Regions from separate parts of the Mus musculus genome. Here regions 2 and 3 are each linked to region 1. A link is a contact called in ENCODE POLR2A ChIA-PET data. All regions are on one chromosome and are shown on one strand. Each heading gives the region's core, a stretch centred on a gene start or an enhancer-like site at or near the end of the contact. The rest is flanking DNA. Distances are from core to core; before and after follow the strand shown. Region 1 holds the start of Ube2s (ubiquitin-conjugating enzyme E2S). Region 2 holds the start of Sbk2 (SH3-binding domain kinase family, member 2). Region 3 holds the start of Zfp579 (zinc finger protein 579).

Region 1 (4,651 bases), core at 857-3,356:
GTGGTTAAGAGCACTTGTTGCTCTTACAGAGGACCTGAGTTCAGTTCCCAGTACCCTCATGGTGGTTCAAACCACCAGTTATTCCAGTTCCAGAGGATCTGATACTCCCTTCTAAACTCCCTGAGCACCAGGTATACATACTGTGAACCTACATATATACAGGCAAAACATTTATATGTTCAAAATAAATAAATTAAAAAGAATTGGTGAGCCGGGCGTGGTGGTGCACGCCTTTAATCCCAGCACTTGGGAGGCAGACGCAGGCAGATTTCTGAGTTCGAGGCCAGCCTGGTCTACAAAGTGAGTTCCAGGACAGCCAGGGCTACACAGAGAAACCCTGTCTCGGAAAAAATAAATAAATAAATAAATAAATAAAATAAAATAAAATAAAAATAAATAAATAAAAAGAATTGGTGAAGAAAATGAGTTTCCTAAGAACTATAGCCAGATCTTGTCAGGGAAGAGGGTTGTTTCTTTCTGCTTTCCCTCTAGCAAAGCTACAATTTTACAGAAAACATGAAACAAGACTCAAGAAATGTGCTTATGCAGATTTAGCTATGAGACAGGTTGTCAGAACTGTGAAATCTCTTCCTGGGAGATGAGGTCCTACTCCTCTGCAGTCAAAGCTTCAGTCTGTTCTCTCCCCAGCATGGGATTACTGCAGATAGTTTAATTCTCTCTAGATCTCTGCCATGCTGTCATAACTGGATTAACACTTCATGGTTAGTAAGAGCCTCTGGGAGTATATGTAAGGACAGGACCAGGAGGTTAATTATGGGTGAGGGAAGAGATGACCTAAATGTGGGCAGCACTATCCCATAGGCTAGAGGATGGATATAAAAGGAACGAGGCCAGGGTATGGTGGCATACACTTTTAATCTCAGTATTCAGGAAGTAGAGGCAGGTGATCTCTGTGAGTTCAGGCCAGCCTGGTCTATAGCTCGAGTTTCAGGAAGGTCAGCCAGGCCTGCACAGAAAAACCCTGGCTTGAAAAGCCAAAACAAGGGCTGAAGAGATGGCTCAGCGGTTAAGATCATCGACTGCTCTTCCGAAGGCCCTGAATTCAAATCCCAGCAACCACATGGTGGTTCACAACCATCTGAAAACAGCTACAGTGTACTTACATAAAACAATAAATAAATCTAAAAAAAGAAAAGCCAAAACAACAACCCCCGACCCCGGGGGAAAAAGGAGTTCCAGGCCAGTAATGAAATTCTGTCTCTCAAAAAGTTAACAGAAGTCTATGGGGTCTGGAGGTCAGTCACAAAGCTCTCAATAAGGACGTGAGACTTCCCTGACTTCTTCCTCTGGCACCCCTACAGAAACAATGGTGGCAAAAGTCACAAGTCATACTCTAGAGGATCAGGAAGTCCAAGCCCTCGGAGTCAACCAACCTGATTTTGAGGGCTTCCTAACACATAACAGGAGCGCAGAACAAAATGGAGCCCCATAGACAAATTATGTCCACACTTCCGCCCTTCCATGGCTTCCAGGTGAGGTCGCCAGACTCCCAGCGTAACATTTGCATACACAAAAGAAATTGAGACATTTCATTGGTCGAGGTTGGAGTCTATCACACTGAGCTGGCTTCCCATTAGTAGCTTTCAATTCCTACCTGCCCCACAAGTCCAGATCACGACCGCCCCTGTTTATTGGTCAAGGCCCCTTCCGTCATCCCTTTAACCCCTCCAGTCCTGTCTTCCCTCGCTCCGCCCCTTCCCCTGCCTAACCGTTAGTCGCGTGCGCGTCTTTCTCCAGGCCGGAGCGCGCGCGCGCACCCCAAGTCGTGGCGGCGTCTCATTCAAACGGTCCAATCAGCGGCCACGTCGCCTCGGCGGGCGCCCCCTTTCTCTCTGCTCTAGGTTTTTAGCCGCTTGGTTCTCCCAGGTCAACTCCTCAGCCGGCGTGAGCCCTCATTGTGATAGCACTCCTCACAAACTGGGTTCGAACTTCTGCTACTATTCTGACAAGAACAGAGAAAAGAGCGTTGACCGCCCAGCAACGTGCGCGTTGACGTACGCGGTCGAGACGTGCCGTGAGGGGGCGGGGCCTGCGAGTAGCTATAAAAGTGCGGTGTTGGGCGCGCGGCCGGTTCTACCGAGGAGCAGACGTAACGTTGTGAGCGTTTCGTAGCGGACGTCGGAATTAGTGGGAGCGGAGTGGGGCCTCGGGGGCCTCGCTAGGGCCACAGCGGCCGGCAGTTGGGCCCCCCGCCCCGGCCGGCGGTCCGAGGAGTGCAGGAAGGGGGCCGGGGGGACCCGCCCCCGGCCGGCTGAAGTCATGGTGAGTGACGCGGGAGGCCCGAGGGGCCGTTGGGGACTCGGGCAGAGGAGGCGACTGCGGCGTCCCAAGTGTTTTCTGGCCAGCTTCTGAGTGCTTTGGTGGCATGGCTGAACGTCCGGAGCCAGGAGTCGGCCCCAGGGCCTTTCAACAAACGGTGCGGGAGCCCAGGCAGCCCTCGGAACCTTGGGGAGGGCTTTGGGCGCCTTGCGGCCCGCCCATGGGTGTTTTAAGGAGCAAGACATCCCGCCGCCATTTCGTCCAGCCTTTTTCTTTTTGGTGTGTGTGGGGGGGCGGCGGTTGATGGGGTTGTTTCAAGCCTAAGTAGGGGAAGGGCTCCGGCTAGGCCTCAGGCCCACCTGGAACCAGTAGTGGACCCATGCGCGTCTTAACGAGCGCTTTGGGTAGGTTCGGGTACGCTGAGCCACGTAGAAGCTTTTTCTGAGACACCGTCCCGGTCAGCCATGGGGCAAAAGCCAGAAGCATCTTAGGTCCAGTTGACAGGCAGTGATTGACAACCTCGGACCTCTAAAGTCTGGATTCTGGTATCCACCCACCTTAATCCTAGCTATTTCAGGCTGCTCACTCTCCTTTTCCCTCCGTGCCTAGAACTCCAATGTGGAGAATCTGCCGCCCCACATCATCCGCCTAGTGTACAAGGAGGTGACAACACTGACGGCAGACCCACCTGATGGCATTAAAGTCTTCCCCAATGAGGAGGATCTCACAGACCTGCAGGTTACCATCGAGGGCCCTGGTGAGTGTGAGCACGGAAGGGAGGGGCCACTTGACCAGATTTCTTCTGTCTTGTGGCTGTGGGACAAATAGGATTCAGCCTCTCAGGTGCTTATGACAAAATGTGGCCTTTTGCTTAGGCTTGCATTAAGGCTGTCAAGTGTTACTTTCCAGAGACGTGAGGATGCATATAAGTGAAGCAGAAATAGAAAGTGTAGCTGGGCGTGGTGGTGCACGCCTTTAATCCCAGCACTCGGGAGGCAGAGACAGGCGAATTTCTGAGTTCGAGGCCAACCTGGTCTACAGAGTGAGTTCCAGGACAGTCAGGGCTACACAGAGAAACCCTGTCTTGAAGAGAAAAAAAAAAAATGTATGCCAGGGGATCTGAAACACTAATCAATCGAATGTCCCAAGACTAAACAAAAAGCATTGTGAGGGGAAACTGGTGGTAATAAGCTGATTTGCATATTTTAAGCAAACCAGTTAGATTTTTCAGACCTCATTTGTCAACTGAATTTCTATATAGTCAGCTAAAATCAGTTTCAAAATCAGGTGACTGGCCTATAATGCTGAGGGTGTGCAATATGTCTGCCTGGTCTGCTGTTAGCTAGTGTAGCAACTGCCAGGTGTAGACCATCTATGATTACCACTTGACCCAAGCAAGTAGGTAAATGAAAACACACCTCTCATGAGGATGGGGAAAGGCTTGGAAAATGGTTTACAGGAAAAGTTGGTGGGTTGGGTCCCTTTGTCCTGAAGAGTGGCAATGTTGAAGGATGTTAGGATATAATAAAGCAGCCCCTTTTCCTCCTCTTCAGAAGGGACTCCCTATGCTGGAGGTCTGTTCCGTATGAAGCTCCTACTGGGGAAGGACTTCCCTGCCTCCCCACCCAAGGGCTACTTCCTGACTAAAATCTTCCACCCAAATGTGGGCCCCAATGGCGAGATCTGTGTCAATGTGCTCAAGAGGGACTGGACGGCTGAATTGGGCATACGACATGTGCTGCTGGTGAGTTTCAGCCATGGTACTTCATCTAGTGTTTAAAAATAAACTGAAGTAGTAGGAGACAAAGTCAAATAGAAATGAAGTTTCCAGCCTTACTGGGAAATAATGGAAGGACTGCCTTATGGCACTAAGTACTGTATTGTAGTGTCAAAGTAGAGACCTGACAACTAATAGGGTGGTTTTATAGAAGGTAGAGAGCAGTGTGTGGTTTAGAGACTCTTTTTTACATGTTTCAATTTAAAAGTGAACTTTTTAAAAGCCCAAACTGGCCATGAACTTAACCTCCAGCCATGGCTATTATATTTTTTGACCCAAGCAAGTGGATTAATGAGACAAATTAATCAGAAGCTGGATTTCTAGGATTGTGCCACCTACCCAGCTGAGTGGTTTTCTTGTGGTTTTTGTTTTGTTGTTTGTTGCACTGTAACCATCACCACTATTTTAATTCAAAGTTGTTTTCCTGTACTAATGTTTTTAACTTGGGGGGTATTACACTGCCTGAGACAGTTTTGGGGACACTATTCAGCATCGTCTGTGTACAAGACTGGACCACAGTTCTCCTTAGTCAGTTGAGGTGGAGGTAACTGATCGAGGAGGCTCCAAGGTCTCTAAAGGCCACTTAAAGTAGTT
Region 2 (5,102 bases), core at 1,045-3,544, 150 kb before region 1:
ACCTGGGGCTTCCCTGTGCTAGGAAGGCCCTCTATCAACTTAACCTCTTCCCCAACCCCTGAGCATCTTCACAGCCCAAGTTTCCGTTTCTCCTACAGATATATTTCTGTGCTCTGAAATGTTGAATGCTTATCATGAATTCTGATGGGACCACTCTTCTGTAAGAGCAGTGGTTCTCAGCCTGTGGGTCGTGGCCCCCCTTTGGGGGAGTTGAACAACCTTTTCACAGGGGTTGCGTATCAGATCTCCTCCTTATTAGACATTTACATTATGATTCATAGCAGTAACAACATTACAGTTACAAAGTAGCAATGAAACAGTTTTATCATTGGGGAATTATATTGAAGAGTCACAGCATTAGGAGGGTTGAGAACCACTGTCTAAGACCATGGTGAGGGGGAGCTCCCACCATTTGAGGCACAAAATCCAAACTTACAGGATCCGATATTATGTTGATCTGACAGTTTCTGGGCTCTGTGTTGGTGACATTGTGGGAATTGTCACACACACAGAGCAAAAGAAACATGTGTGTACACATACCACTACCACCACCACCACCACCACCCACACACCACCACACCACTGCCGACAGACACCCACACACCTTATATGCTCCACCTAGCACCTTTGACTTCCATCTTGTCCTACAGAAACGTTCCCATCCCTGGAGCCCTCCCAGATACCTATGTCTACTCTTCCTGTCCTTGTCACAAACATCTGGTCTAGACCCTTCCATCTTCTATTTCCACAAGATGCCCCAAGTTCTCTGGTTATGAATAACCCAGCTCCATCTATATTCAGGGACCCATCAATCCTGAGAGCCAGGACTAGTTTCATGGCTCTTCCTTGTCCCAAACAGCACACAGACTCCAGTTCTGTGTGTCTGGAGTCCCCAGCTCCCAGCAGAAACTAGAAACATCACAGGAATTTATACTTAAAAAATTTTTCAAGTTTTTCTGTATCCCAGGATGTTCCCTCACTAGGTGGCAGAGGGTAACCTCGAACTTCTGATCATCCTTCGTCCACCTCTCAATGCTGGGATTACAGGCCTGTGTTATGATGGAGATTTACACAGTGGTGGATATGAGCTTCCAGAGGTTCATGCAGGGAAAACAAAGACTGCAGCCAGAACTATAATCCCAACCAGGAACCTACACTTTCTAGATTTAACAGTGAGTTCACCAAATGAACCATGGTGCCCCGGACTGGACTTGGGAACAGGAAAAGGACCTTGAGGACAAAGATGGTGGGTAGGATGGATGACTATTGTTGAAAGCTTTGCTAATTTAGTGATGAATCTTGGGTAAGATGCTGACCTTGGGGCAAGCTGTGTGAAGGGTCCAAGGGACCTTGGCAACTGTGTGTCTTTTACAACTGTGTGACCTTTGTGATTGTTTTTGTAAAACTAAAAATATCTACAAAATAAAAAGTGTATTTTGGACAATGAAGTGAACCCACGTGGTTCTCGGTGCTTTAAACCCAACAGCTGTCCCGCAAAAGGGGTACAGTCATCCTCGATCCCCAGCTGCTCTGCCACCTGTTTCTGGTCCCCAGTCTGAGGTCATTTCTCATGACATCATTTTAGAATCCTCTCTTATTTTGTTCCTAAACAGGACCCCAGTGCATGGCTCCTGGATACACCTCTCAAAAGATTTGTTTGTCAACAGGGCGCCAGAGTCAGGAGCTGAGGAACAGAGCAGATGGGATCAGATTAAAGAAAATCCGAGACCTTTTGAGGGAAGAGGCCAGGGGCTGCACCCCTAGATCTGAAAGAAGGCTAGGGTCAAGATCCTTGGGTCAAATGGAGGAGCGCTGGATTCCTGAGTTTGAGGAAAGCAGTTTCGTTCCGGGGATTCCGGGCCTGAGGAAGATGGCTGGGGTCTAGAATCCTGGGCCTGAGAGAGGAAGGCTGCTCCGGATCCTTGAGTCTGAGGGAGGAGGGCTGGGGGAGGGGATCTTGGATATAAGGGAGAGAGGATGGTACCTAGACCCTCTCTAGTCTGAAATAGGAGGGATGCATTCTAGATTCTTCCATCTGAGGAATGAAGACTGGAGTGTGGACTCTGAAAGAGAGGAAGCAGAGCTGGGGTTTGCATTTCTGGGTCTGATAGAAGGCTTCCTGAACCCTTGGGTCCAAGGGAGGAGAGCTAAGCCACACTGGTGTGGTCCAGCCACAGCCAGTACTAGGATTCAACACACGATGTCGCTCTGCCCCCAATGGGGGGCAGAAGGGGCGGGGCAGAGGGCGGAGCTTTACGAACCCCCAGAGTGAGGGCGGGACTTGCTCCTGAGCAGTCTGATGCTGGCAGGAACCCCCGAAGTGCAAGGCGCTAACTGCAGTAGGCAGAAAGGGATCAGACAAGCCTTGGAGAAGGCGAAGTCTGGAGCTCTGAGCCCAGGTCAGAAGTAGGGCAAGGTTAACCGGCCTGAGGGAAGGCTGCAGTTGAACAGGAAAACAGGTGGCAAGAGTCCTGGCCCCTCGACAGGACAAGAGACACCTTGAAGCAATCGAGTGCTTTAGTGTTGGGGACAGAATCCAAGGCCCAAGTTGTGTGAGTTTTAGAAGTTCCTGGGACAGTAATAAGTTATGATTTGAAGCCCTAGTCTGAGGGAGGAGGGCTGAGGGCTGGAACCCTGGGTCTAAGGGAGGAGGCCCGAAGTCTGGAAGCTTGGGTCTGAAGGAGGAGAGCCGAGGTCTGGGACCTTGGATCTGAGGGTAGATGGATGGGGCCTGGAGTCCTGGATCTGAGGAGGGAGGGCTGGGGTCTGAGCCCTGAATTCGAAGGAGGAGGGTTGGGGTCTATTTCTCTGGGTGCTGGGGTCTCGAGCCCTGGGTCTAGGGATAAGCTTCTGAGCTGTGAGACTTGAACCACAAAATGATTGAGTGCTAAAGGCTTGGGACAGGTCCAAGTGACAGCTACAGGCAGGACCCGGGTGTCCCAAGCTGTGGAGAGCCCCACCCTTCCCTGGAGGCAGAGAGCACCTGTTTTCTCTTTGGAGAGAAACCGCTCATCCACTCTGGGCCCAAGTCTGTTTGCTTTGGAAACAAGATGGGGGGTGTCTCGATGACTTGGTTCATCTTTCACCCTCAGGCCACCAGGTGGCAGTGGGAATGGGGGGGGGGCATCTGACCTCTCAGTTGACCTCACCTCACACAAGTGACTGTTTTCCACTCCTCAGGGTCTCTTACTGAATGGAAATGAGTCACAATAAGAAGTGGTGATGAGAAAGTCCAGGTCTAGACTTCTTCCTCAAACCTAGAGTCCATACCCCAGCCCTCCTCCCTCAGACCCAGGAGTCCAGCCCTCAGCCCTCCTCCCTTAAACCTTGAGGTCCAGACTGTGGTCCCCTTCCCTCAGACTCTGGAGCCCAGACCCTGGCCCTCCTCCCTTGGACCCAGGAATCTAGACCCAGCCCTCACCCCTCAGAAGTCAGGTTTCCTTGCTCTTCCTCCCCTAGGCATAGGCTAGCGAGCTCTGAGTCCTGGGTCACAGTCCTTTTGTCTGTCTTGCAGAAATGCCAGGCAAACAGTCAGAAGACAAGCCAATGGAAGTGTCAACTGTGGAGGATGGAGGTGATGAAGGCCTGGGAGGCCTAACGGTAGAGGAGCTGCAGCAGGGGCAGGAGGCTGCTCTGGCCTTGGAGGACATGATGGCTCTGAGTGCCCAGACCCTGGTCCAAACTGAGGTGGAAGAGCTGTACGAGGAAGTGCGTCCCCTGGGCCAGGGCCGGTTCGGCCGTGTCCTGCTGGTTACTCACCGCCAGAAAGGTACTGGATCTTGGACACAGGCATGCTGTAGGGTACAGCTGAGAGTAGAGATTTCAGGCCAAGTCCAGGGAGTCTTATAAACCTCAGTCAGATCTTCCTTCCCCACTTTATTGTTGGGCTGTGCATTTCAGGGAGTTGCTTTAACCTCTCTGAGCCCCAGAGTTTTCCTTTGAAAAGGTGAGAGACCAGGAGGCTGACAGGAAGGCTGTTGTGAATTTGAAGCTGGCCTAGGATTTACACAGTGAGTTCCAGGTTAGTTAGCCATGGCTGCGTAGAAAGATTACCATCTCAAACAAACAAACAAAGCTGACCTGACAGCTGATAGTTGACATCCCAGTATCCCCGAGATGGAGTTCCTAGAGGTAGAGACAGGAGGATCGGGAATTTGAAGTCAGCCCGAGGTACGTGAGACTCCATTTCAAAACTAGAAGGCCAGGCAGGATGGCTCAGCAGGTAAGGGCACTTGCCGAAAGCTCTGACGACTTGAGTTCGATTCCCCAGATCCTACATGGTGGAAGGAGAGAACTAACTGCCCAAGGTGCCCTCTGATCTCTACAGTCCTCTCCTGACAAACAAACAATCAATCAATCAATCAGCCAATATAAAATTGAAAAGAAAGGAGAAAAGAAAAAGTGTTTGTACTTAAAAAAAAAACGAATGATTTTCTATTATATTATTCCCTACTGTACAGTCATGCCCACTTAGCTGTGCTGTTCCGGATGTTTGCAACTGTATGGACATGTTTGTCTCACATTTTATTTGATGGGCATTGGTGTTTGTCTGCGGTCATGTCTGTGTGAGGGTGTCGGATCCCCTGGAACTATAATAGTTACAGACACTTGTGAGTTGCCATGTGGTTGCTGGGAATTGAACCTAGGTCCTCTGAAACTGTAGCCAGTGCTCTTGATGGCTGAGCCATCTTTCCATCCTCAAACCGAATACATGTTGTATCAACTGTAACACTACCTTTTCCTCTTTCTTTTCAAATTTTTATTTTAAAAAAATTATTATTATTATTATTATTATTATTATTATTATTATTATTATTATTTTGGTTATGTGTATACGTGGGGCCGGGAGGCAGGGGGTGGATTACTGCACATGAGTTCAGTGTCCAAAGAGGCCAGAAGAGGGCGACAGGTTCTCCTGACGCTGGATTACGGGTGGTTGGAGCCACTGAATGGTGTGTTCTGGGATTTGAACTCTGGTCCTCTGGAAGAGTAGCAATTACTGTTTGGTTATCCAAACCTTTACTTAAAAAAAATTATTTATTTTATGTATATGACTACATTGCAGCTGTCTTTAGACATACTAGAAGAGGGCATCAGATCTC
Region 3 (4,806 bases), core at 1,867-4,366, 180 kb before region 1:
AGAACTGACTCCCACAGGTTGTTCTCGAATCCCTGTGGACACACACCAACGTTTTTGTTTGTCTGCTTTTATTTCATTTATTTAAGTGAGGAGCTGTAATAGATGGGTCTGGATTCTAGGCTGGAAAGTGAGAAGCCACTGAGTTGTGTCCCTCAAGTGCAGTAGGTAACCAGGCTGGGTCACAGTGGCCCAGCCACCTCTCACCTGGAGCAGAGCAGCCTTACAACCCTGGCCTACAGCTCGCCCCCGCATCCTGCCCTGCACCCCGCTCCGCATCCCGCCCCGCCCCGCCTCAGTGCAGGTTCCTCCGGAATGTTTCTAAACCCTATTCGGATCATATGACTCTGCTGCTTAAAACCTTCTCAATGGATCCTTAGTGCTCTCCGAGTAATTGCAGGCTCAGCTGGCCACAGTCCTTGCACAGGGTTGATGCTTCTCTCTGATAGTCTGGCCACCATGGATGCTCCAATCCATGATTGCAGATGACACCCCCAAGTAACAGCGCCCTTGTTCTGTTCTGTTTGAAATTCTTCCTGTTTACCCATTTCTCAATTTGTTACTTTCCTCCCTCCCCCTTTTTGCTGTTGTTTGCTCATTTGTTTATTTGAGACTAGGGCGTTCTTTATATCATTATAGTATGGAATTTTGCCCTGTCTCCACCTCCTAAGTGAGGGGATCGCAGGTGCACACAACTGTGCCTTGCCCCTCTTAAAAAAGAATTTATTTTTATCTTACATGTTTTTCCTGCCTGTATGTATGTGCACCCCACATATGCTTGACTCTGGGAGACAGAAGAGGTCCTCTTGGAACTGGAGTGTTATAAAGGAACTGTGAGCTGTTTTGTGGGTGCTGGGAACCCAATTCAGGTCCTCATCAAGAGCAGTTAGTGGTTTTAACTGCAGAGCCATCTTGTCGGTCTCCAAGCTGCAGATAGGAGCGCACACAGAGACTTAGCACGGGTGGTTTTGTGTTGTTCTCTTCCTTGTGCTCAGCTGGGGAGTCTCCACATTTCCACACAGTAAGCTTCTTTCTTCCTTTTTTTTTTTTTTTTTTCAGGGCATACAAGATTTCTCTGGGTCATGATTTTATTCCCCTGATCTCTTACTGAGCCATTCATAGTGATTTCCAAGACTGCCATAGTAGACTAGCCAGAGAGCTCAGTCAGTACAGCCACTTGTCCCCAAGGCTAATCACCTGAATTTGATCCTAGGACAGGACCCACATCGTGGAGAGAGAACTGACCTCTGACCTCCATATATGCACTGTGCTGTGTGTGCACCCGACATACATAAATAATAAATGTAACAGAATCTAACTTCAATTTATTTTTATTTTTTGGCAATATGCCCCTCTGCGTGTATGTGTTCAAAAGACAAAAGGTGTTGGAGCTGAAGTTATACAGGGGGTGGGGGCTTGCCTGGGTGCTGGAAACCAAATTCTGGCCCTCTTGAACAGCAATACTCTCAAGCACTGGACTGTCTCTTCAGCCCTACATTTGTATTTGTTTATTTAATGTGTATGTGTACATTTGTGTCTGTGTGTTTATGTATGTTTATATGTGTGTATATGTGTGTTGTATGTATGGGTGGGTGTGTTTGTACATATGTGAATGTATGTTTATGTATATGTGTGTGCAGACACACAGGTGGAGAAGTCAGAGGCCCACCCACAGGAATCGGTTTGGTGATCTCTTTCTACTCTGTGGGTCCTGGATAGCTCAGATCATCAGCCACGAGTCAGGCGCCTTTGCACTGAGCTATCTTGCCAGCCCACAATACCTATACTGAAATGTTTTTTTTTTTTTTTTTTTTTAAGATTTTATTTATTTACTTATTATATGTAAGTACACTGTAGCTGTCTTCAGACACTCCAGAAGAGGGCGTCAGATCTCGTTACGGATGGTTGTGAGCCACCATGTGGTTGCTGGGATTTGAACTTCCGACCTTCGGAAGAGCAGTCGGGTGCTCTTACCCACTGAGCCATCTCACCAGCCCCCTGAAATGTTTTTAAAAAGAAAAAGAAAGCAGCCGCAATGGACTGGCACAAGTATAATACTGCATGTTTCTGGTTTCTCAAGGGTAAATTCCTGGAATTACTAGCATATCAAAGCTTTCCAAACCTCTACTCACCCAGACACGTACAAAAGGAACAGTTTACCCAGCCTCTTGCCAACTATGTTTGGCATGAAGTTAACCCTAAAGAAAACAACACTGTAATGCAGGCAGATAACTGAAACGGCCCTTTTTCTCCATCATATATACTTTGAGATGTGGCCCATGTAGCAGGCTGAAACATTAAAGCTCCAAGTTCCAGAAACGTAGTTGCCAAGGAAGACTAGAGGAATGGCATTCACTCCCATTGAAAGCCAGCTCACTGTCTCTTCCATCCCCTTCATTCCACAGCACTTTGCCCAAAACAAGAGCTTCCCTCGTCACACCGTCTGTGACTGACTCTTGTTTGTCCCTTTTCATCATAGTATGAATTTTGCCTTTATCGATCCAGCACCAAGGACAGAGCCAGCCCACAGTAGGTGTTCTGATAAAACTGGTCGGGTTGTGATCCTGGGGCTTACCATAAAGGGAGAAACTGAGGCTCGGAGAAGAGAGAATTGCTTGCCCAGGCAACCAAGGGACAGTGAGAGTCAGGCTCGATCATAGAGGTGCACTCCTTGTATCATTGATGTTCACTCTCAAGCCTGTATCACTCACTGCTTCGTTCATCTCCATCTCTGCCTTCTTCAGACCCAGCAGCCAGCACAGTGCCTGGCACCGGCAGGGCTTGATAAATGCCTGTTTGTTGAAAGAATGAATGAATATGTGTTATCTGCTGGGAAATGGAGGAGGGGTGGAAAGCTGGATCCAGATTCCCAGGCTTGCAGCCTCCTCCTCCTCTGAGGGTCCAAAGGACAGGCCTTCAGCCCCTTCCCCTCCCGGGATCCAGGAGCCGCAGCTCCCTCCTCTGCTCCCGCCCCCCCCCCCCCCGCACCCCCACCAGGTCCCTGGCCCTCCGCTTCCGGCTTCTCAGCCAGTCTTTCCTCTTCTGGCCTCCGACCAAGCACCGGGTTTCCGGGGGGAAGGCTTAGGCTGTAACACCGAGCCCAGCCTCCTTCTCCACCCCCACCCCTCCCACTACGCTCAACCCCCTCCCTCTCCGCCACCACTGTCCGCGATCGCCCGGCCGCAGGGAAGGAAGAAAGGAGCGCAGGAGGTGGAGGTAAGACCGGCTCCCTGAGACTGGGGCGAGCCCCAGGCCCTGCGCAGAGCAATCTGCAAGGCCTCGACCCGCTGCCTTAGTTCTGCAGATCACACCTACCCGGAACAGATAGACCCCCTCTTGGACCTAGATCCCCCGACAGCCGGCAGGTTCCACGCCCTCCCCCGACACCACGCCCGGCCAGGGGTCTGGCCACAGCTTTCTCGCTGAGGATTTTCTGCAGCCCAGCTCCCAGTCCACTCCTCCCCCTTGTCTTGTGAGTCAGGGCCCCTTACCCAGCTTCTTCCTTCACCCGGACTCAGAGGCTGCGTCTACCTGCAAGAGTCTAGTTCGCCTATCTGGTTCTATCTGAGACCCAGGAGTCCTACCTTTCAGTCTTCTTGCCTGAGACCCAGGGATCCAGAAATCAGCCCTTCTTTAAACCCAGGAGTCCAGGTCCTCCCTCAGACCCAGGAGTGCAGACCCCGACCTTCTTCAGACCCAGGAGCCCAGACCCCAGCCCTCCTCCTTCCGATCCAGGAATCCAGACCCCATTCCTCCTCCCTCAGACCCAGGAATCCAGACCCCAGCTCTCCTCTCACAGACCCAGGGGCTTAAGCCCGGCTACCCACTGGTCCCTCCCAGCCCCTGACTTATGGACTTTTTATTTCCAGGGCCTCTTGACTTTGAATCCCACCCTACTTGGGCCCCAAGGGTGGACTGGTTCCCAGCCCCTCCAGGAATGTTCAAGCCCCAGGGCACTAGAGCAAAATCAATTGGCTGACTTTGTCTCCCTGTGTCTCCTCTGTATGTGTCTTGTTCTGTCTTCCTGACCGTTCCCACCTCTGATATCTATGTTTTCTTTCTCTCTATCTCTCTCCTTTGTGTTTCTCCTGAACTTGGCCCCCCTTTCCTACGTCTCCACAACTCTCTCCTCTCCTTTCCTGTGTCTATCCCCTTCTGCCTCCTCACCACCTTCCTCTCCCGACTTTCATCTGTATCCTCTTCTGAACTGTGGATCTACCTGCCCTGTACCTCTGCTCTCCTCTTCACCTCACCCCACATCTTTCATCTCTTCTCCCCACCCCTGCCTCTTCCCCTTTTCCCCACAGGCATGGATCCACAGCCCCCTCCACCCGCCCAGGGCAGCCCACCTCACCGTGACCGTGGCCGAGGCCGAGGCCGTGGCCGTGGCCGTGGCCGAGGCCGTGGTCGTGGCAGAGGGGGTGCTGGAGCCCCTAGGGCGCCTCTGCCCTGCCCAACCTGTGGTCGCCTCTTCCGCTTCCCTTACTACCTGTCTCGACACCGGCTGAGCCACTCGGGTCTCCGGCCCCATGCCTGCCCTCTGTGCCCCAAAGCTTTCCGCAGGCCTGCCCACCTTTCCCGCCACCTTCGTGGCCACGGGCCCCAGCCCCCGCTGCGCTGCGCTGCCTGCCCACGCACCTTCCCGGAGCCAGCCCAGCTCAGGCGCCACCTGGCCCAAGAGCACGCAGGTAGCGAGGTGGATCTGTCCACGCAGAGGGCAGTGAAGGAGGAGCCTGAGGCCAGTTGGGGTCCGCAGGACGAGGGAGTGGAACAGCCCGCCACGGTGGTGGTGGCCGGGGCTGAGGAGGA

The links. ChIA-PET counts read pairs that join two places held with the same protein, here RNA polymerase II (POLR2A).
Region 2: POLR2A ChIA-PET joins it to region 1 with 18 read pairs in embryonic stem cell. The contact joins the promoter of Sbk2 here to the promoter of Ube2s in region 1. POLR2A ChIA-PET finds 5 or more read pairs at or near these places in 3 of 5 experiments (Patski and embryonic stem cell).
Region 3: POLR2A ChIA-PET joins it to region 1 with 10 read pairs in Patski. The contact joins the promoter of Zfp579 here to the promoter of Ube2s in region 1. POLR2A ChIA-PET finds 5 or more read pairs at or near these places in 4 of 5 experiments (Patski and embryonic stem cell).

What each region holds. Positions count from the first base shown.
Region 1 is chr7:4,809,795-4,814,445 of GRCm38, reverse strand. It overlaps Ube2s (ubiquitin-conjugating enzyme E2S), which reads left to right and starts at 2,106. Exons shown (of 4, transcript NM_133777.2): 1 at 2,106-2,283; 2 at 2,890-3,037; 3 at 3,834-4,024. The coding sequence starts at 2,281.
Region 2 is chr7:4,961,598-4,966,699 of GRCm38, reverse strand. It overlaps Sbk2 (SH3-binding domain kinase family, member 2), which reads left to right and starts at 2,294. Exons shown (of 4, transcript NM_001146329.2): 1 at 2,294-2,399; 2 at 3,515-3,769. The coding sequence starts at 3,517. Sbk3 (SH3 domain binding kinase family, member 3) reads left to right here. Exons shown (of 4, transcript NM_001200041.1): 4 at 1-1,440.
Region 3 is chr7:4,994,411-4,999,216 of GRCm38, reverse strand. It overlaps Zfp579 (zinc finger protein 579), which reads left to right and starts at 3,116. Exons shown (of 2, transcript NM_026741.2): 1 at 3,116-3,213; 2 at 4,305-4,806. The coding sequence starts at 4,307.